2 separate regions of the Mus musculus genome follow, and region 2 is linked to region 1. Evidence: chromatin loops called from intact Hi-C (ENCODE). Cell type or tissue: heart. All regions are shown on one strand. Each heading gives the region's core, and the rest is flanking DNA. Links, peaks and the distances in the headings are about the cores only.

Evidence for each region. Peaks named below come from ENCODE experiments on the same cell type or tissue, not always from the same donor. Only the 100,000 strongest peaks of a DNase experiment are listed, where the experiment ranks them.
Region 2: a loop joins it to region 1, with 3.0 times the contacts of the local background. A loop is called at or near these places in 12 of 42 quality-filtered maps.

What each region holds. Positions count from the first base shown.
Region 1 is chr3:98,422,256-98,432,462 of GRCm38, forward strand. Zfp697 (zinc finger protein 697) reads left to right here. Exons shown (of 3, transcript NM_172863.4): 2 at 2,968-3,245; 3 at 4,907-9,694. The coding sequence starts at 3,005. The coding sequence ends at 6,375. Among named protein-coding and RNA genes, the nearest start is that of Gm4450, 30 kb to the right of the region's middle. In heart, for the core only: no CTCF peak of the experiment used is centred there; a DNase peak (open chromatin) is centred at 5,486; H3K4me3 peaks cover 2,549 bases; H3K27ac peaks cover 997 bases; H3K27me3 peaks cover 1,434 bases.
Region 2 is chr3:98,357,518-98,367,724 of GRCm38, forward strand. No RefSeq gene overlaps it. Among named protein-coding and RNA genes, the nearest start is that of Gm31420, 12 kb to the left of the region's middle. In heart, for the core only: CTCF peaks have their summits at 5,411 (motif pointing right) and 5,616; no DNase peak of the experiment used is centred there.

The DNA.
Region 1 (10,207 bases), core at 1,112-9,111:
AAGGGAACCCATCTGCCCTGCATGATGCTATTGACTAAGCTCAGACACAACAGCTTCCCTAGGACATTTAAGGGAAGGGCTCAGTCTTTGCACTCTAAGAAGGGAGTATGTCATCACCATGGAGAAAGATCTGAGACACTGTTGGGGTGATGTGTCTGTCCAGATGAGCCGGTTTATCTTCGAGAGGTGGGCGGAGAGGAGAGGAACAATGTACCCATTTCACAGCCTCGAAGCTCAGAGCACTAAGACTCTCTCTGATGTTTTCCACAGTGCCTTTTAGTTTCCTTCTGATGCCCTCCCCGCGAGAAAGGTTAAGTAGCACTACCCTCTTTCCACTGAGGAGACTTAACCTAGTTGACTGAGGCTAGTTGACTTCCGTTGGGCCCGCCCCACCCAGGGGAGGGATCTCCTCAATGCATAACTCCTGCTTTTCAGGACAAGGAAGACCCTGATAGGGGAGGGAAAGCTCCTTGCCAAGGATGGGACATCCTTGCTCACCATACTTTTCTTTGCTCTTTCTATTTTAGCACGTTCTGTTTTTGAGACAGGGTCTCTCCTGTAGTGCAGCTGCTCTCTGACACACTGTTTGAGATTCTGCTCCTCCTGCCTCCACCTCCTAAGTGCTGGGATCCCAATTACACGTGAGCACATGTGGTTCTGTACGGTGCCTGGGACTCAACTCAGGGTTTACACACCAGGCAAGTACCCTATCAAGATGTATCTGCGCTGCATCTCCAGCCACTACTGCCTCCCCCCCCCCTTCTTCCCATGCACGGGAGCAAGTCTACAGCCTTATTCCTGCAGTCCTCTCTGGGGATTGCTTAGACAGCGGTATCCTTCAAACCACAGACCAAGATCCTTGACCTCGATGTGCCTTTCCTTCCTTGAGCTAAGCTGCAAGCATGATGGATGGCAGAAACTAATTATTTTGGCTCAGTTTCCCAGTGTTGACAGGGCATGCTTTGCATTTGAGATGCAAACTGGACATCCACAGAGGGCTTCAGAATCTGATGCTGTTGGGCTTCTTCTTCTTCTTCTTCTTCTTCTTCTTCTTCTTCTTCTTCTTCTTCTTCTTCTTCTTCTTCTTCTTCTTCTTTTCTTCCTCCTTCTCCTCCTTCTCCTCCTCCTCCTCCTCCTTCCCCTCCTTCTCCCCTTTCTCCCCCTTCTCCTCCTTCTTTGCAGGAGGACTACCAGTAGTCCCTGATACATGTTCCTTTTCACGTTCATCTATAACTGACATACCACACTGAATGAAGTTCAGACTGTGAATGTGGCTTGTAGCACAGCAGGCTCTAGCATCTGGCTCTTGCTTTCAACAAGCCTGCCACAGTTTCTATCATCTTGGCTTTCTTCTAAAAATACAGCAGAGCCTTGCCACAAAGCCAGGCTGAGTGTGCCTTGGAAGACAGTAGTCCTAGGTAGGAAGTTGCCATATTGATGTTTGTTATTCTTGTGTACTTTCCCTCTGGCCCCATAAAGGGGCTCCACTAATTAGCTAAATAATTGTAAGAATGTTTCAGGCTTATGGAGGGCAGGCTTCCCAAAATGGAGGAAGCAAAGGATAGCAAAAATGGCTTCCTGTCTACACTAGAAGTTTCATGGACTAGAGAGAATTGTATTAGGGCTTGTATTAGTCAGGGTTCTCTAGAGTCACAGAATTTATGGGTCATCTCTGTATAGTAAGGGAATTTGTTGATGATTTAGAGTCTGTAGTTCAACTCCCAACAATGGTCAGCAGCAGCTGTGAATGGAAGTCCAAGGATCTAGCAGTTGCTCAGTCCCACATGGCAAGCAGGTGGAGAAGAGAGAGAGTAAGTCTTCCTTCTTCCAATGGCCTTGTGTAGGTCTCCAGCAGAAGATGTGGCTCAGATTAAAGGTGTGTGCCACCAGGCCTTTAATCCCACATGACCCTGAACTTCGAGGTCTCCCTGTCTTAATCTTCTGGAATTCATAGCCACTATGTCTCAAGATCTCCATGCCAGGATCCAGATCAGAAACTTGTATTTCCCAGCCTCTAGATTAGGATCACTGGTGAGCCTTCCAATTTTAAATTGTAGTTCATTCCAGAAATAGTCAAGTTGACAACCAGGAATAGCCACTACAGGGCTTTTCTTCTTTCTTTTTCAGTTTAAGGATTTATTTTATTTTATTTTATTTTATTTTTTTCCATCCATGGAAGTGTTTTATTTTCTCTTCTGGAGACAGTGTTTAGAGGTATCCAGAGTGGTCTAGGGTTTAACACTCCATGGTAGCCTTTTCAACTCCCAAGCCACTGGCAAGAGAATTGCTGACGTTTTATATCAAGAAGGTTGAAAACATCAAACTCCACATTCAGTGTGTGGCCAGGTGGACATGGCCTGTGGTGGTTCCATGTGTGCTAAATGTGTCAGTGGCAAGCACAGAGTCAGGAAGCTAAATAAACACGGATTCTCTAAACAGTTCAAAGAAAAATGTCATAGTCCTAGAATCTCAGACACTCAGGGGACGGATGCAGAAGACAGAAAGTTCAAGATCTATCTGGGCTACAGAATGAGTTCAAGGCCAGCTTGGGTAACTTAGAAGGTCTTGTTCCAAAATAATAACTAAGTAGCTGTAGATATAACTCAGTCGCAGAGTGCTTCTGGCCCTAGGTTCAATCCCCCTGTACTACGGATTAAAGTGAAAGTGAAACAAACAAACAGAAGCAATGTTGACATCCATGTCAAGTCATAAATGTACACTCAGACATTTACTTCGTAGACTGAACTGAGTGCTGGCATGTGGTCTCAGTGTGTGGCCATTGTCCCTCCCCTACCCAGATGTTTTACTTTACACAGTTGTTTATCCGAGGTGTGCGTGTGGTAGAGAGTTGACTCGCTGTTGGCATATGCAGCGTGTTTTATTGGACGGATAAATCAAGACCACACGGAGTAAAAGCTTGAATGCAGGTTGATAGAACCTTTCCCTCTCTGTGTTTTGTCTGAGCAGGGACTCTTGCTTACCTTCTTTGCCCTTCTCTTGCTGGATGGAACAGGAAGATAATCAGGGTGTGTGTGAATACCAGACTTCTGAAGACAGAGGCATGGATTCTGACTTGGAGAACTCTGAGGACCGAGAAGGGGACCCAGAAGAAAGAGGAATGGGCTCTAATCCATGGGACACAGAAGATAGAGGCCACCTGGAGCAGGAAGTGGACTCCAACCCACAGGATGATGATCTAAGAGGGGACTCACGAGAGAGGGACATAGCGTCCACTGTCTGTTCAGGTGAGAAGAATGAGTATCCTCTGAGGTGGCAGAACTCACATTTACATTGGATTCCACTGGCATACAACCAGGGCCAGCATCCTGGGGACCTAGGGGTGGGCTCTCCAAAAGTTGGTGCCATGAGTATTCATTCCTTTATACCATCTGCCACTGAGGCCACACTGGTAAGTATGAATAAAGGCCACTCCTAGGTGCTGCTCCTTGCTACAGATGATCACTTGTGACAACACTACAGTGGAATCGCAGCCAATACTGGGGCCTATCTCATAGATGCTGGGGGAGTACCATGATGTGTTGGATTTAAACAGTGACTTTGGACCCCAGAGAGATGGCTCAGTGGTTAGGAATGCTTACTACTCTTGCAGAAGACCTGAGTTCAGTTCTAAGCACCCATATCATTCTGCTCATAACTACCTGGAATCAGTTCCAGGGCATCCAAAGTCCTCATCTCTGCAGGTACCTGCATGTACTTGGCACACATAAACTCACGTTCATACATAATAGATGAATTTATATATGTATACACACATACACATATATTTTAAAGAGTGACTTAGCACAGTGCTGGGTGAAGTACATTGATATTTCTAGTTAAATCATCATTTCCTTCTCTAGAAGCAAATTTGGTGGTTAAGTGACCTACCTATGTCCATGAGGCTGATTACCCAAGTGCCCAAGTTCCTGGTTACCACTCTTGCTATTTCTGACCTGAAAGCAAGTTCTGGGTCTCTAGCCACTTCCCCTACCCTCGTGACCTCTCCCCCACTGAACAGAGATGGAGAGTAGAAGAGGGGGGGGGGTCCATTCTGTAGGTTCTGGGTATCAAAATTAAATTATAAAGCATGCGCGTCAGTGTAGCCCAGTGGTTCACAACCTGTGGGTCCTGACCCCTTTGTGGGCGTCTAATGACCCTTTCACAGGGGTTGGCCTGAGACCCTTGGAAAACACAGGTAATTACATTACAAGTCATAACAGAAGCATAATTACAATTATGAAGTAGCAAGGGAAGCAATTTTAGGGTTGGAGGTCACTACAGCATGAGAAATTATATATTAAAGGGTCGCAGCATCAGGAAGGTTGAGAACCAGTGCTATAGAGATGAGCTCTTTTGATTTTTTTTTTCTTAAGACTTGACTGCTTTTTGAGCACAAACTTGGTAGATGACAACACTGTTGCAATGTCAAAGGTTGGACATGCTTGCACGTTGTTCCCAGACTGACCAAATGGTTTTGTTGTTGTTGTTTTGTTTTAGAATCTGTCTGGGACCTGATGAGTCCTACTGGTCTCATACTTTCTGTGATTAACATGACTTGTGTTTTGAGGCTCTAGCTTTAGAAAGTATGGTTGAGAATCCCCCCTCCCACCCCCGCCTCGTTTTTTTCTTCTGGAAACATATTCCCATCTGGTACAAACCTAGCCATTCGCAGGCTTCAGGTGATTCAGCTGAGCAGAAGCTGGGGTGTCTAGTAGGCGGTGTCTGCCAGGAGAGTTGGCAGTGGGGCAGAGTGCATTATCCTTTAGTCTTAGCAGGAGGAAACTGGTAGGGAAGAGGCCGAGTAAAAAGTAGGGGTAAGGGGGCTGGGGGAGGGGCATTACTCCTTTGGCTCACCCTCCTGGCACATCAGGTCTAGTTGACCCCATTGCCAACTTGTCTGTTGCAGAGGGGCGGCTGAGTGAGGAAGAAAGGGCTATCCTCCGTGAGGAAGAGGACGACCAGCCTGGTGTGGCTGACATGGCTCTGTTCCCAGGACTGTCAGAATCTGACAGCATATCCCGGAGTCCGCGGGGAGAGGAAGATGAAGAGGAGGAAGACGAAGAAGAGGAAAGCGCTGGGGAGAACCGCTTGATAGAGGAGGAAGATCCATTGCCTACTCCCGTGCTTCCTTGGAGGCGTCACCTCTCCCTGGGCGGTCGACACCGGGGTGACAAGCCTGCTCACCGCCGCTTCCACCGGCTCCATCACCCCATGGCCATGGACCTCGGGGAACTAGACAGCCTGATGGCCAGTATCATGGACGCGCCCACCATCTGCCCAGACTGCGGGGAGAGCTTTAGCCCGGGCGCCGCATTCCTGCAGCACCAGCGCATCCACCGCCTGGCAGAGGCCGCCGCCGTGGCCAGCTTGGAGCCCTTCGGTTTGGCCGGCGAGTGCGGAGGAGTGGTGGGGATGATGGGCATGGGTATGGGCGTGGGCATGGGCGTGGCCGGCGGCTTCGGGGCGGGGCCCACGCTGGCCCGGCCCCCTCGCGAAAAGCCCTTCCGCTGCGGGGAGTGCGGCAAAGGCTTCAGCCGCAACACCTACCTGACCAACCACCTGCGGCTGCACACGGGCGAGCGGCCCAACCTGTGCGCCGACTGCGGCAAGAGCTTCAGCTGGCGCGCCGACCTGCTCAAGCACCGGCGCCTGCACACGGGCGAGAAGCCCTACCCGTGCCCGGAGTGCGGCGAAGCCTTCAGCCTCAGCTCGCACTTGCTCAGCCACCGGCGCGCGCACGCGGCGGCGGGCGGCGGCGCGGGCTCGGCGGGCTCGGCGGCGGCGCTGCGGCCCTTCGCATGCGGGGAGTGCGGCAAGGGGTTCGTGCGCCGCTCGCATCTGGCCAATCACCAGCGCATCCACACCGGCGAGAAGCCGCACGGCTGCGGCGAGTGCGGCAAGCGCTTCAGCTGGCGCTCGGACCTGGTGAAGCACCAGCGCGTGCACACGGGCGAGAAGCCCTACATGTGCTCCGAGTGCGGCGAGACCTTCAGCGTGAGCTCGCACCTCTTCACGCACAAGCGCACGCACTCGGGCGAGCGGCCCTACGTGTGCCGGGAGTGTGGCAAGGGCTTCGGCCGCAACTCGCACCTCGTCAACCACCTGCGCGTGCACACCGGCGAGAAGCCCTTCGGCTGCGGCCAGTGCGAGAAGCGCTTCAGCGACTTCTCCACGCTCACGCAGCACCAGCGCACGCACACCGGCGAGAAGCCCTACACATGTCTCGAGTGCGGCAAGAGCTTCATCCAGAGCTCCCACCTCATCCGCCACCGGCGCATCCACACCGGCAACAAGCCTCACAAATGCGCGGGCTGTGGCAAGGGCTTCCGCTACAAGACGCACCTTGCACAGCACCAGAAGTTGCACTTGTGTTAGGGAGGGCATCCGAATGAGGCGGCGGTGGGAGTCGTCTGGCTACTGATCTGTAGATGTTGGGGAAGGGGCAGGAGGGACAGTCTGAGAGTGTCTGGGGGAGCCTTTTGGTGTTTGCCACCCCACCCCCCAGGAGATGGTTAATAAGAGTTGTTACTTCGAGGTGCCTACCTCCACCTTCAAAGTAACTCTTAGAAGATGTGCTTGACTTGATAGCTTACTTAAATACACACTGCGAAGAGTGAAAAGCTTGGAAAAGCAGAGTTGGGAGGACCCCGAGGAAAGGCATTTGGGGCTGTGTAGAGAGGCTTGGACTGTGTGAGAACTGAGATAGGTGATTTGTTTAGAGTTACAGGCGTACAACAAAAAGCGGGTAGAAATAAGAATGTCACACTCCCGGGGCATGGTAAGCCTGAGTTTGCCCTAACACCTCACTTATCAGCTCTATTACGACCCTTCTCATCCCTATAGAAGAGGTTGCTAAGTATCCACTTCCCTTTCTATGAGCCCCAGCTGCTATTTTGAGACATCCTGGGGAAATCGAGCAGAAAAACTGCACAGTTATGTCAAAGGGCAAAAGTTTAGAAATCCACATACATTGGTTCTTAGATCTCTTAGGAAATCCTGCACCGGTTTCTTCGCTAATTCTTGAAACTGCTCAAGCTTCATGTAGGGTCAGGGGTGCCTAGGGATGGCCCCATCTGCTATGTAAATTAGGACTTGCCTGCCAGGTCTCAGCTGTCAGTGGAGAGTAGGTTTCAGGAAACCGGTAGACTGTCAGCAGCTGCCTCAGAAACTGTTCACAAAAGTCAACTAGCTGGCTCAGTTTTGCTGGCTTTGTGTAGATTTGTGTAGAGCAGGAAAGCCAAGTTCACAGGTTGGGGTGCCTTCATTTGCATGCGTGTGCCCTGACCCCAAGAACCCCCAAATTACTCACAAATTAATGAGAGATGTGATCCAAACAGGATTTTCGTCCCTGCCCCATCCCCGACCCCCCACCTCCGACCCCCATATATAAGAGGCACACATGTCCACGTGGAGGGCACAGTCAGGGAGAGTTGGAAATGCAAAATTGCCAAATAGCACAAACAGTGAATGTTTTCCAGTTATACGAGATGCCAAAATAGCACTTTTGTATTTAACAGAGTGCTTTATGCTTTTTAATGACTGTTAGTGTTTCTCACATGCCTGTGAGATACATCAGCATTGCAAACTGTGACTGGGGAAAGTCTGGGGGAGGAGTGTGGTAAGCCTTTCAGAGAAAGGCCCAGGGCAATGAATGGTGGAGCCTGCCCTTTTGTGTTCCAAGCTCGGTTGCGAGGATGACTTACGTGCTCTGATTTATATCATAAAGCAAGAAGACTGAGCATTCTTACACTTGATGGAAAAATTAAAGCCTAGAAGGACCAAAGATGTCCTTATTGACAAAGCTGGCCTTTGTCACCTGATTCCAGTATTCTCACTGTCTTCTATTTCTAGTAGGGAGCTGGAGTCAAATAACTTGTATAGATTTTGGTTACCTACCCTTAAGTTCCCTCCCGTAGATTAGCCTTTAGAAGTCAGTGTGGTGGCCGGCAGTGAAGTTTTCTTCACTAACATTTATTACCCTAGATTATTCATGGGAATCTGGAACTGTTGGACACAGTTGAAAGTGTGGTGGGGAAACCATACAATTGTTTTTACAGTTTTAGCCAAGTTTCTGTGAATGCTAGAGATTTATACTTGATTATTTGTATTTTCATAATGAGCTTCTTTGGGGACTCTAAAGAAGCATTTTTGTTTTTTTTATTTTTTATTTTTTTATTTTTCATTCTAGGGACACTAAAAAAGAAATCTGGGGAACATCCGGGCTTTTGTATATTACCTGCTGATCTTGTACACTTAATCTGTTTACTGTTGTTCACAGATGAAAACAGATACGCTAGGGCTAGTTTTGAAAAACACTAATTCTCTTCAGTCTTCTTTAGTGAAGACTTACACTTGCAAAGTCTGTGCCGCCTATTCTGACTCATGCTGTCTAGGTGCCCAGTGTATGAGAGCCACTTAAAACAACGCAGCCAATTTGTAAGCAGTCTTCATTCTCCCTCTCTCCCTCCCCTCCCCCTCTCTGTTTTTCTCTCTCCAAGGATTCTTTCCATAGCCCTGGCTGTCCTGAAACTCATCCTGTAGAGCAGGCTGGCCTTGAACTCACAGAGCTCCACCTGCCCCTGCCTCTGATCCAGAGTGCTGGGGTTACAGGTGACCCCAACCATAACCAGTTCATTTTTTTCCTTTTTTTTTTTTGAAATGCACATCTACCTCTTCCCTGTTTTAAGTTCTCTCAAGAGTTTGCCAATGAAATGTAATCCAACTTTTGATTCTTCATATATATTTTTAACCACTTTATGGGCTTTTTGTTTTGCTTTGGCCCTTTGCTGCCATTATTACACACAGGAGAGCCATTATCAAATGTTTTACAGAACAGCAGCGTTAGAGAGTGGGTTTGGTGGGTTGTGGATAACCAAGATGGCGTGAAGTAATGGCAGTAGAAACCCATGGACTTCTCTTGTTCTTTCTATCGCTGTGGATAAGAGAATCAGCTACTGTGTTATTCCTTATCTGAGCCAAACCCCTTAGCAGAAGAAACTGTCCAGCCACACCGAGTGCTCGAATGGTGTATTTACAATGTGATTCTAGTCTCTTCTTCAGGGAACATGCCTGCATTACATGAAATTCCATGCGCCCAGCTGGTTATTTCTTGTCTTCCATCTTAGAAGAATTGTGTTTCTTCAGGATACTCTTGTACCTGTGGTTCATGCTTGAAATGTTAAAGATTCCTTAATCCAACTTATACCGGGTTGGAGGCACTTGTACTATTTATTTCCTGGGAAATTTTGGTCAAAAGCCAGCTTCTTTTGCTGTCTTTAATAAGAAAAACTTGAAGTTTAGGAGCTTAAAAGACTTAGCCTGAGGCAGAAGGAGGTGAGCACTTAATCCTTTGAGCCATGCGGTCTCTTTTACAGTCTAGAAACTGTACATATATGTGAAAAGGAAAAAAAACCCTATATATATATATTATATATAAAACAATGTTCATAGACAATCTGAACTATGTTTCTGATGTGTGCACACTTTCCATTTTAGTGCTATTTTACATCTGTTCGTTAAAGTATTAAGTAATTTAATGACCCCAAGAGTACCAGATTCTGTGAGTGTGGTTGTATACGTAAGAACTGCCCTGTTTGGAGGTTATTTTATTTAATGGTGGTTCCTTGGACAGCATCCTGGCATCCAGCAACCAATATGAGCTATTTGTCATTAAATCCCTACCAGTCTTTTATCATATCCTCCTTCTTTATTATGTGTCATACACTTGACTCTCTGTAAGTGAAATTTTACTGGAATGCAGTTTCACCTACACTGTCCACACAAACTGACTGCGGAGACGTTCATGCACAGTTGAATAATTGTGACAGAAATCACAAGGACCATAATCCTAAAATATTTCCTATCACACTTTTAAAAGTACAATCTAGAGGGGGTGCAGTTGGCATGGTACAAGAGGCTGCTAAGGGATGAATGCCAGTGTGAGACTAGCCTGGTCTAAGTAGTAAGACACTGATTCAAAACCACTGATTCGCTTAATCAGTATATGTATGTATGCACACATGTATGTCCTAGCTTAATTAGTACATGTATGTATGCACACATGTATGTCCTAGCTTAATCAGTATATGTATGTATGCACACATGTATGTCCTAGCTTAATCAGTACATGTATGTGTGCACACATGTATGTCCTAGCTTAATCAGTATATGTATGTATGCACACATGTATGTCCTAGCTTGCTTTCTG
Region 2 (10,207 bases), core at 1,393-9,392, 64 kb before region 1:
TGACCTCGGACTCCCTCTGGGTCCTCCTGCTCCCACCTCCCAAGTGCTGGAATCACCTTGCTTGGCTTAGGAAATGTTCTCATATAAATGTTTTAGTTTCTTATTGTCTGATTTTGAATTTTAAAAAGTCAGATTTATTACTATCATTGTTTTTGTATGATGCGTGTACAGGCACATGCCTCACAGCATGTGTGTTTATTGTGGGAAATACCAAAAGAATCGGCAAGTTCCCGTGCTTTTCCCAGCTACTCTCAGTCCTGCCAGGCTGGTCGGCTTGTTCTTATCTCATGGAGACTCTTTAACTCAGAGCTCCAAAATCTCTCCATCCAGCTCACTAAGTTCCTTCAGGAGGGTCGCTGCCATACCAACCCAGTGCTTCAAAACCCCATGACCTTTGTGGTGTACCTCAGGCAAACCCACTCTTTGCCGCTGTACTTTTCTCTCTTGAACCCACATGAGGCACCCTGTGAAGGAAATGCAACACAAACTTAGTTCAGAAACAATGATAACTCAATCTCTGGGCACAACAACTGAAATCCTAACTTATTAAATCCAAATCCTCTGGTGGCGAATCCTAAAGGATTCACCGTTGAAACTGGGAGACACTCGTCATTACATCTTGTCCTCATGCTATCCCTATCTAAAAAGAGGTCCTACTCTCTCCTGCTTCCTCTCTTCCTCCATCCAACCTGGAAGTCCCTCCTAATCGCCCAGTGATGGGCTTCTTTATTCATTAGGGGATAAGTTCACAAGAACTCACTTGAGTACTTGACTCACTCCTTGTCTGCAACACCTCCCAGGAGAGTGGAATTAGCATCAACATATAAACAGCACCAGGCCTATCCACAACATGTGTGTGCGGAGGTCAGAAGACAACTCTTTTTGGAATCAGTTTTCTCCTTCCACCCTCACTTGGGTTCCAGGGATTGAACGTGTGTGGTAAGCACCTTCTCCTTCTCCTCCTTCTCCTTCTCCTTCTCCTTCTCCTTCTCCTTCTCCTTCTCCTTCTCCTTCTCCTTCTCCTTCTCCTTCTCCTTCTCCTTCTCCTTCTCCTTCTCCTTCTCCTCCTCCTCCTCCTCCTCCTCCTCCTCCTCCTCCTCCTCCTCCTCCTCCTCCTCCTTCTCCTTCTCCTTCTCCTTCTCCTCTCTTTCTCCTTCTTCTCCTTCTCCTCCACCTCCTTTTCCTCCCCCTCCTTCTTCTTTTGTCTATCTGTCTGTCTGTCTGTCTGTCTGTAGCTCAGGCTGTCCTGGCACTCAACAAGTAGCCAAACTTAGACCTCAAACTCACAGCAATTCTCCTGCCTCAGTCTTCCAAGTGCTGGAATCTCAGACACATGCCCATCACACTCACTGGAAATGAATTATCTACAAGCCAGCTCTCTTACAAACACATTCAACTTCCCCAGAAAGAGAGAAGCCATTCACTCCTGTTAACTAGCCTTCTGCGGTTGCGACAGAACCCTAAGAAAATCAACGGGACTGAGGAAAGACTGACTTTGGCTCTTCCGTTCAGTCCACTGTCACTTGGCCCTGATGTTTCTGTACATAGGCTGGTGACTACGGTGGGAACACACTTACTTTATTGAGACTAGGTGACGTACACAGTGTGTGTGTGTGTGTGTGTGTGTGTGTGTGAGTGAGAGAGAGAGAGAGAGAGAGAGAGAGAGAGAATATCTCACCATTTTCCCCAAGGACACACCCTCATGACCTCCTTTCTACAGTGACCTCCTATCCACTCAAGTTTTCACCATTTCCCAATAGCACAGCTGTCTTAGTCAGGGTCTCTATTCCTGCACAAACATCATGATCAAGAAGCAAGTTGGGAAGGAAAGGGTTTATTTGGCTTATACTTCCACATTGCTGTTCATCACCAAGGAAGTCAGGACTGAAACTCAAGCACGTCAGGAAGCAGGAACTGAGCAGAGGCCATGAAGGGATGCGCTTTACTGGCTTGCTTCCCCTGGCTTGCTCAGCCTGCTCTCTTATAGAATCAAGACTACCAGCCCAGAGATGGTCCCACCCACAAGGGGACCTCCCCCCTTGATCACTAATTGAGAAAATGCCTTACAGCTGGATCTCATGGAGGCATTTCCTCAACTGAAGCTCCTTTCTCTGTGATAACTCCAGCTGTGTCAAGTTGACACAAAACTAGCCAGTACAACAGCCAAAGGGGATAAGGATTTTGACGCTACTTCATGGACTTTTAAGAGCCAAGTTGTAAGAGCATAGGAATCTTGATCTCGAGGACTTCTGTTGGTGACATTCAAGAAAAAAAAATTAAGCTGGGCGTGGTGGCACACGCCTTTAATCCCAGCACGTGGGAGGCAGAGGCAGGAGGATTTCTGAGTTCAAGGCCAGCCTGGTCTACAGAGTGAGTTCCAGGACAGCCAAGACTACATAGAGAAACCCTGTCTCAAAAAACCAAAAAAAAAAAAAAAAAAAAAAAAAAGGTTAGGATCCAGAACAATGCTTGATCTGAGAACAAAACTTACCTTTGTGTGTGTGTGTGTGTGTGTGTGTGTGTGTGGTGGGGGGGGGGGGGCTGGTGAGGAAGCTCAACAGGTTAAAGGCTTGTGGCCAAGGCCCACTGAATTCAATCCCCAGGACCCACGTGGAGAAAGGGAAGAACTGACGTCCCCAAGTTGTTCTCTGACCTTCACACAGGTGCTTGAGGCACATGCAGACCCACACACAGCAGAAATGTACTGAATTTAACAAAAATCCATGCAGTGGGAAGTCCCATGGTGGTCCTTTGCCTCGGAAGTCCGAGCCGGAAATAGCACAAATGACCGCCTGAAAGAACGGGTGAGTCTATCATGCACGTTTCTGATGGATTCCCATTCAGTGCTGAAAATACAAACCACAGCCCGATGCCATGACATGGATAATCTTCATACACAGGAAAACGAAGAATTACCTGGGCTGTCACTTATCTGAAGCTCAAGAACCGATAAGGCCGACCTATGGTGAGTCTCCGTGAAGAAGAAGAAGGTGAGCCTTGCGGGTGGCTCTCTGGGATAACGTTGAAGTTCTATTTCTTGATTTGGGGTTACCCAGACATTTGATTGGAAACCCCCCTGAACCTTGACCTATGTCAGGTCATTCCTATTTCAAGTGTGTGTCCTTGATAGCAGCTTTGTTTTCATAATAGCTTGGTGTGATTATGGTTTGTATGTCTCAAGATTTGCTAGGCAGTTTGTGTAATGATAGCCCCAGGTTGTGTTTGTAATAATAATCCCCATCGCCTGCCTTCACGCCCATAACAGCTCTTGGTTACGTTCCTGTGGTGTTTACTTCTCCAAGTAAGTCGGGAAATTTCCCAAGATGCGTAACTTCAGTTCTTTGGGTGTCTTTACGCTGAGATTCCTGGATGTTGCACCATAGCTTCACAGCTAACCAGAGATGCTGTTGCCGCTCTCCTTCTCTGCCCATGGGTATGTTTATCACCCCTAGTTACTGCCTTGCTTCTGTTGTTCTTCTCTGAACTCTCTGTGAGCCTTGGCCAAGGCATCCAGATGTCTCAGGAAGGGTGCCGGCAGATGTACCATATGAGTCCTTAGATACAATTCAGACCTTTTGCCACACCCTCACTTGTCAAGTCTCATGAGTGCTCTGAGTGTGACAGTGGAACATGTAAAGAGGAAGGAATAAATGATGGGCGTTCTGTTGGAACCCCTGACCCACTGAGAGTGTCAAATCCTAACCACTAGACTCAGGGGAGAGGTCCCTGGCCCTCTGTACTCCAGACTCGATCGCTCAGTTGATAATACCGATGTACTGTTCTCGATTCCTGGTCATTTCTGAAGAGACAAGTTGAGAGTCTCTCTTATCCTGTCTCTCTCAGGTTTCTCTATTAGATGGCTCTACATGCTCCTGAACCCTGATTACAGACAAGGTCTTGATCCTTTCAACCAGTGAGGCAATCAGCTCCTCCCAGTTTACCCAAGACCTCAGTAATTTGGAAATCAAGGTTCCATCCCTCTAGTTTCCCTTGGTCTTGGGCAAATCAGGAAGACTTGTCAGTCCCACAACTCAGCTTTTGGGTCTCAGGATAGAACCCCATTAGACATAACCGAGCATTTGCCTAGTTCTTGCAAATCTTCCAAGGCAGTTGGGAGGCTAATATGCCCACGGCGTATGCAAAGCCTTCAGAGGATAATACTGACTGATCATGTCTACATGCAAATCCCCTGGCTGGAGCCTGACAAGAACACTGAGAAACTGAGAGTTCAAAATAAACAAACATTGCCAGATACAGTGTTCAAGAGACTGAGACAGGAGGATTGTTGCAAGTTCAGGACCAACATGGGCTTCATATCCATTACTATCCCAGAAGGGGCTACAGAGCAAGCTCCTGTCTAAAAACAAGCAAGCAAACCTAGGCCCACACTTTACAGTTAGCGAAATCTTTCAGACCTAGTCCTTCTTGGTCAGGTATCTAGAAACCGACTAACATGTCCCACCAATCCCTGTCCACTGTCTTTCCAGATCAGCCCACTTGGTATAAAAGTCAGGCTTCCGGGGAAGTCAGTTGTGTGATGAAGGTCACCCTGTATGGTCATCAAAGCAGGAAGTAGACACCACTGCAGCCTGAGGGTTCTGGGTATTTATCAAGAATGGTTCCCATGCTAGGTGGAAGGCCCAGTGCTTTTAGAGTAAAGTCAAACAAAGAGAGTTCTTATCCTAATGGCCCAGAGGATGAAATACACAAGAATTTGAGCTGATAAAACACAGTTACCTGAGAGACTTGCCACTTAAGCAAAGCTAAAGAACAATGAAATAAATCCTGGCCAGCCCATTTGTCTGTGCTGGCTACTGTGCCAATATGCGGAAATAGTCCTCAAATGGGCTCCGGTGAAGAACAGCCTGAAGTGAAGGTGTTTTCACCAAGAATAAGATATATATGGTGGTGATATATGTGGTGGTGCATGCCTGTATCTCAGGAGTTAGAAAGCTGGTGCTGGAGGGCCACAAGTTCAAGGCCAGTCTGAAATACACAGCGGAGCCCTGTCTGAACAAATGGAGCTTCCAACAAGAAAAGGAGAGAGGGGGGAAGGAGAGAGAAAGAGAGAGAGAGAGAGAGAGAGAGAGAGAGAGAGAGAGAGAGAGGAAGAGAGGAAGAGAGGAAGAGAGGAAGAGAGGAAGAGAGCAAGAAAGAATCTACCAAAATACTGCTGTGTTAAATGTTCTCAAAGAAGCTTGAGTGGTGAGATCTGTGTTTACTTTTTGAGATGGAGTCTTGCTATGTAGTACAGGCTGGCCTCCAAATCAAGATATTTCTTTCATAGCTTCCCTGGTAGCTGGGATTGCAGGTGTGAACAACCATCTCTAGCTGAAACTAGATTTCTGAATATAGTAATGGTAGCTACAGCTAGAACTGATTACAGATAGAACTAGTAATTCCCCGTTATCTTCAGTAGGGGGCACCCTGTCACTACAATCCCCTTACACAGTTCCTATCCATAACCAGTGGTGGTGGTGGTTGGGGGGGGGGGGCAGGAATCAAACACATCTTCCCCCACTCCTACCCCCTGCTCCCCCAAGCCTTGAGGGAAAGAGATTGGATGACTGATACAGCTTCCTTTCTTCTCAACCCAGACCGGGACCTGCTTCTTGTTTATGACTGTAACCAAGGAATGTTTCTTTCCTTATATTGCTAGTAAATGGCACCTTTAAGAAATGCCCAAACTCTTGGTTCTGAAATCCATCTTAAGGGGATATTGCTATAGCCAGCAGGACAGAAAAAGGAGTGATAAGCATATATACACATCAGTATCAATTACAGCATTGTGGTGATGGGGTACGAGCCATTCAGAGAAGTGAAAGGAGTTGGCCAAAGTTACAGCGCTGTAAATGTGGTTGAAAGCCGGAGCCCAGGGGTGGTATTGGCCTCGATGGTGAAGGTCCTGCTAAACCATATTACCTGCAAAATAACTATTTCCATCCCCCTACGTTAGTGCCAAGCCAGAGGAGCTTCCATTGTAGTGGGCAGTGGTTCCTGCAGAGACTTTTATCTGGTCAAGGTGCTGAGAATAAAAGGCTGTTTAAACGGTGTTGAAACGTCAGGCCTGAAAGGGACACCATGTCACCTCCTCCAAGGCTCAGGGGAGCATAGAGAAAGAAGGAGCACAGGGAATAAGAGTGAGCAGAAGGTGAGGGGTGTTATGGGATGCTGTCTTCCAGGCTGTCACACTATTAAACTCAACACTTTATCTGTTCAGGATGTGTACAAGACTGGACCCACTGACATCTACCACGGAGTGGGGAGGGGTGTGCCAGTGCCCCTCTGTGAGCATTTATATAGATGGTTAATGATTGCTGGCAGGGAGAGACATTTTCTTCAGTGGTGTAGCCACTGGTAAAGAGCCCAGGCACCAGCAAATCCCTCACTCATGCTCTTGTAAACAATCTGAACTAAACTCATCCCGCTCCCCCACCCCCCACAAAACCATGAAGTAGAAGGACTGGGTGGGAAGAGGAGGGCGTACAAAAGAGGGTAACGGGAGAGAATGTGATAAAAATATGTGCATATATGAAAATATAACAATGAAACTCATTTTGTGCATAATTCTATATGTTAATAAAATCATTAAAATATTCAATTCCTGATTAAAAGAATTTTTCTTTTTGAGACAGGGCTTTACTACATAGCTCTGCTCTGCTGGTCTTGAAGTCACAAAGATTCATGTGCCTCTGCCTCTGGGGTCCTGGAAGTAAAGATGTGCCCCAGCAGGCCAGCTTTAATTCTGTTTTGTAGTAACTGCTTTGTAAATATTATTTCATTTACTCTTTTATTTGTTTGTTTGTTTATTTATTTAAGAGATACATTTATTTTCTCTCTTTCCTTAAATCTTTATTTCTTTTTTTACATTCTGAATATAGTAACCCCTACCTCCTGTCTGCCTCCCCATCTACTCCTCCCCCATTTCTCTTCAGAAAAAGGCTCACTTCATCTTTTATAGCAGAGGTTGACAAACTATGACTCAAATATGAAATTCAACGAGCTGATCTGGTCTGCAAATAAAGTTTTATTAGAACACAGCTCTGCTCGCTTGTTTACACACCGCTGATGCGCTTCCCCCTTCCTTGCACTGGCAGCAAACTCCGCCCTACAGAAAGGAAAATATCTACCTGGCCCATCCAGACAAGGCTGGCACATTGTGGCCCCAGACCCACGTGTGATGGACGCTGCCCACGTTTTACTTACGAAGAAACCAAAAGAGAAATTAAACAAGCTGCCCAAAGTCACTCAGCTAGTAAATGGCAGAGCTGGGATTGGGTTTGAAGTCTTCTCTCCTTTCCAAAGCCCTTGGTTCTCTTCCTGCTTGACTTGCACAACAGCCTCCAGAGTTGTCAAGCCCCTTCACAGGCCTGGGGTTAGCTCTGTTGTTCTTATTTATTACAATGAAATCAAATGGCCATGCATTATATTTAAGAACTGCATCATCTGATTGTTCTTCCTGATTCACCAACCTAGCCCATCTATGGTCAACCTGGTGCTTTCTCTATCTCCAAACACCTATCTCACGATTCCACTACTGAAGATAAATGCCCACTCTAGTCTTCAGAACCTGTCTTCTCCACAGTGACCCTGGGGCCTCCCAGAATTCTTTCCTTGTCTAATACAAAGTGCCACCAACTACACACCGCTTCGGCTCTTCTAACATGCTTGTCTTACTTGCTACATGTTTTCTGATATTTCATATCAGCTGTGAAATCCCTGCTACAGAGGGCTGTACACACCCATATTGTACACCAGTAGGCTTCGGCATCTTGTGATGATCACCTGAGGTTACCAACCCTCTCTGGCCTCCACTGCCCTCACAGAAGAGAAAATAGGTGTGGGACTGCATTCTGCCCTGCTGCTGGGCATGGCCACTGGGAAGGTAAAACACAGGGAGCTTGACTGAACTTATCCCAAGCCTCCGTTGGGTGCTGGGCTTCAGGGAAGCACCAAGCACCGCTCTGGGGTGGGAGAACACAGGCCAAAATTAGGGTTCCCTGACCCCCGGACATCTAGTTGCCGCTAGAATGCTGCACAGAGGAGTCAGGAATGAAGGGTCAGGGCTCCATGGGCCCTCGACGAGGCAGTTGGGGGCCTACAGCAACGAGCCTGGGGTCAAGGAAGTGAGAACTCCAGTTTAGCTCACTGTCAAAGGTAGTGGTGATTGCCTGGAAAGGCAGAGAGGCCTTCTATGGGAGACTTAGGCAGCACCTCTGTCCCGAAGGCTTTCTCCGTGATTCCCCATGGTGTTTTTTGTTTTTGTTTTTTGTTTTTTTTTTTTTGGTTTTTTTTTTTTTTTTTTTTTTGGTTTTTTTTTTTGGTTTTTCGATACAGGGTTTCTCTGTATAGCCCTGGCTGTCCTGGAACTCACTTTGTAGACCAGGCTGGTCTCGAACTCAGAAATCCACCTGCCTCTGCCTCCCGAGTGCTGGGATTAAAGGCGTGTGCCACCACGCCCGGCTCCTATGGTGGTTTTGGTGCAAGAGACAGTCCTTGGCTCCAAACAGTTGATTAGTTGTTTATCATGGAAAATGGATGCACACTAACTTCTCAGGGTGCACCAGAGAGTAAATACTTTTTGCAGAGAGGAGTGTCTGAGAAGGGGAGCTCATTGGCTGAACCCTCAGGGCCTCTAGGTACCTCATGAGCATGGAGAACTCTGTTCTGTGCCTATGTGACCACAGGCCATGTTTCCTTATGTGGGAAGTGTGGTGTGTGTTGCAGGCCAGGAATCTGGCAGGGAGCAAGCAGGGAGGTGCTTACCCAGTTTCCAGGAACTCAGACCCACTCTACCTTACCAAGTTTCCTGGCAAGGTCTGTTGTCCCACAGTAGGAACTGCTGGATTTGATGGTGGTGAGAACAAACTAGGCAGTAAATTCGTGAGAGGCTCAAGAGAGTTTAAACGGGGGTGAATATGATAAAACGTTTGAATATATGAAAATGCCATAATGAAATAAATTTTGTGTATAATTTAGATATGTTAGCAAAATCATGAAGATGTTGCAATGCCTATTTAAAACTTTTTTTTTTTTTTTTTTTTTTTTTTTGAGACAGAGTCTCAATATGTATCCCTGCCTGGCCTGGGACTCATTACATAGACTAGGTTAACGTTAAAAATCACAGAAATTCATCTGCCTCTGCCCCTGCCCCTGCCCCTGCCTCTCTGTCTCTGCCTCTCTGCCTCTGCCTCTGTGGTCCTGGATCGATTTATTTAACTTTAACTTTTAGCTGAGGCTGTAGAACATATGAAGCCCTCCATAGTTATTCAACACTATTTTCCCCAGACTAGACATTAAGGGAAGGTGGATTTGGACCCCACCCAGCTATGCTTGTGCATCAACCCTCTTGCCCGGCCATGCCATCAGACAATGTGACTACAACCAGGAGAGTCGATAATGAATGCCTTGCCCACAGCACCTGCACTTTAATGGAGACTTGGGAAACTCAAAGCCAGGCATCTCAGCTCCTCCCCATTCTTTCCAAATACTCCTGATGGTAGGTAGATATAGGATTCCAAGCTGGAGACAGAGTTAGGAAATATCACACAGCCAGGTCTGCTAGAGAAGTGCCCCAGGGTTTCTTGAGTAAGCTTAGTTGATAGCACCACCACCTGCCGCCTAGTAGCCAGCCCAGGACTTCTGGTTTCCCAGAGGTGCCACGTGAGCCTGGCCCTCTTACTCTTTTCTTTTAGTTTTCAAAAACTCAATCAATCAAATAAAAAATAACAAAACAAAACAACCAAAAAAAAAAAAGAGAGAGAGAGAGAGAGAGGGAAAAAACAAAAATCAACCCTAATTTATCACACACTAAGACACAGTTAAGTAAAACACTGAAGTCCAAGGACTCTCAACAGTTCAGTCTGGGGATGAGGATAGTAAACTGTGGTGTCAGGGTACTGGTCCTAGTCAATTGCTTTTGTAAATAAAACTTTATTGGAACATAATCATGTTGATTTATTTTCTTATTGTCTTCTCTTCTTCTGCCCTATACTGTCAGAATGGAGAAGCCAGCAAGGACTGTATGAGCACATAAGTCTAAAATGTTTACTATTTGGCTCTTAACAGACAAAGGTTGTCGCCTCCAGGTCCCCAGTTCATCACTGGGATTCACTAAAGGTTAAAGGCCACGATGCATTTCCATCATCCCAAGTCCTGTAGCCAGGGATGCTTGCACTTGAGTTCCAGGCTCAAAAAACCAAGCACA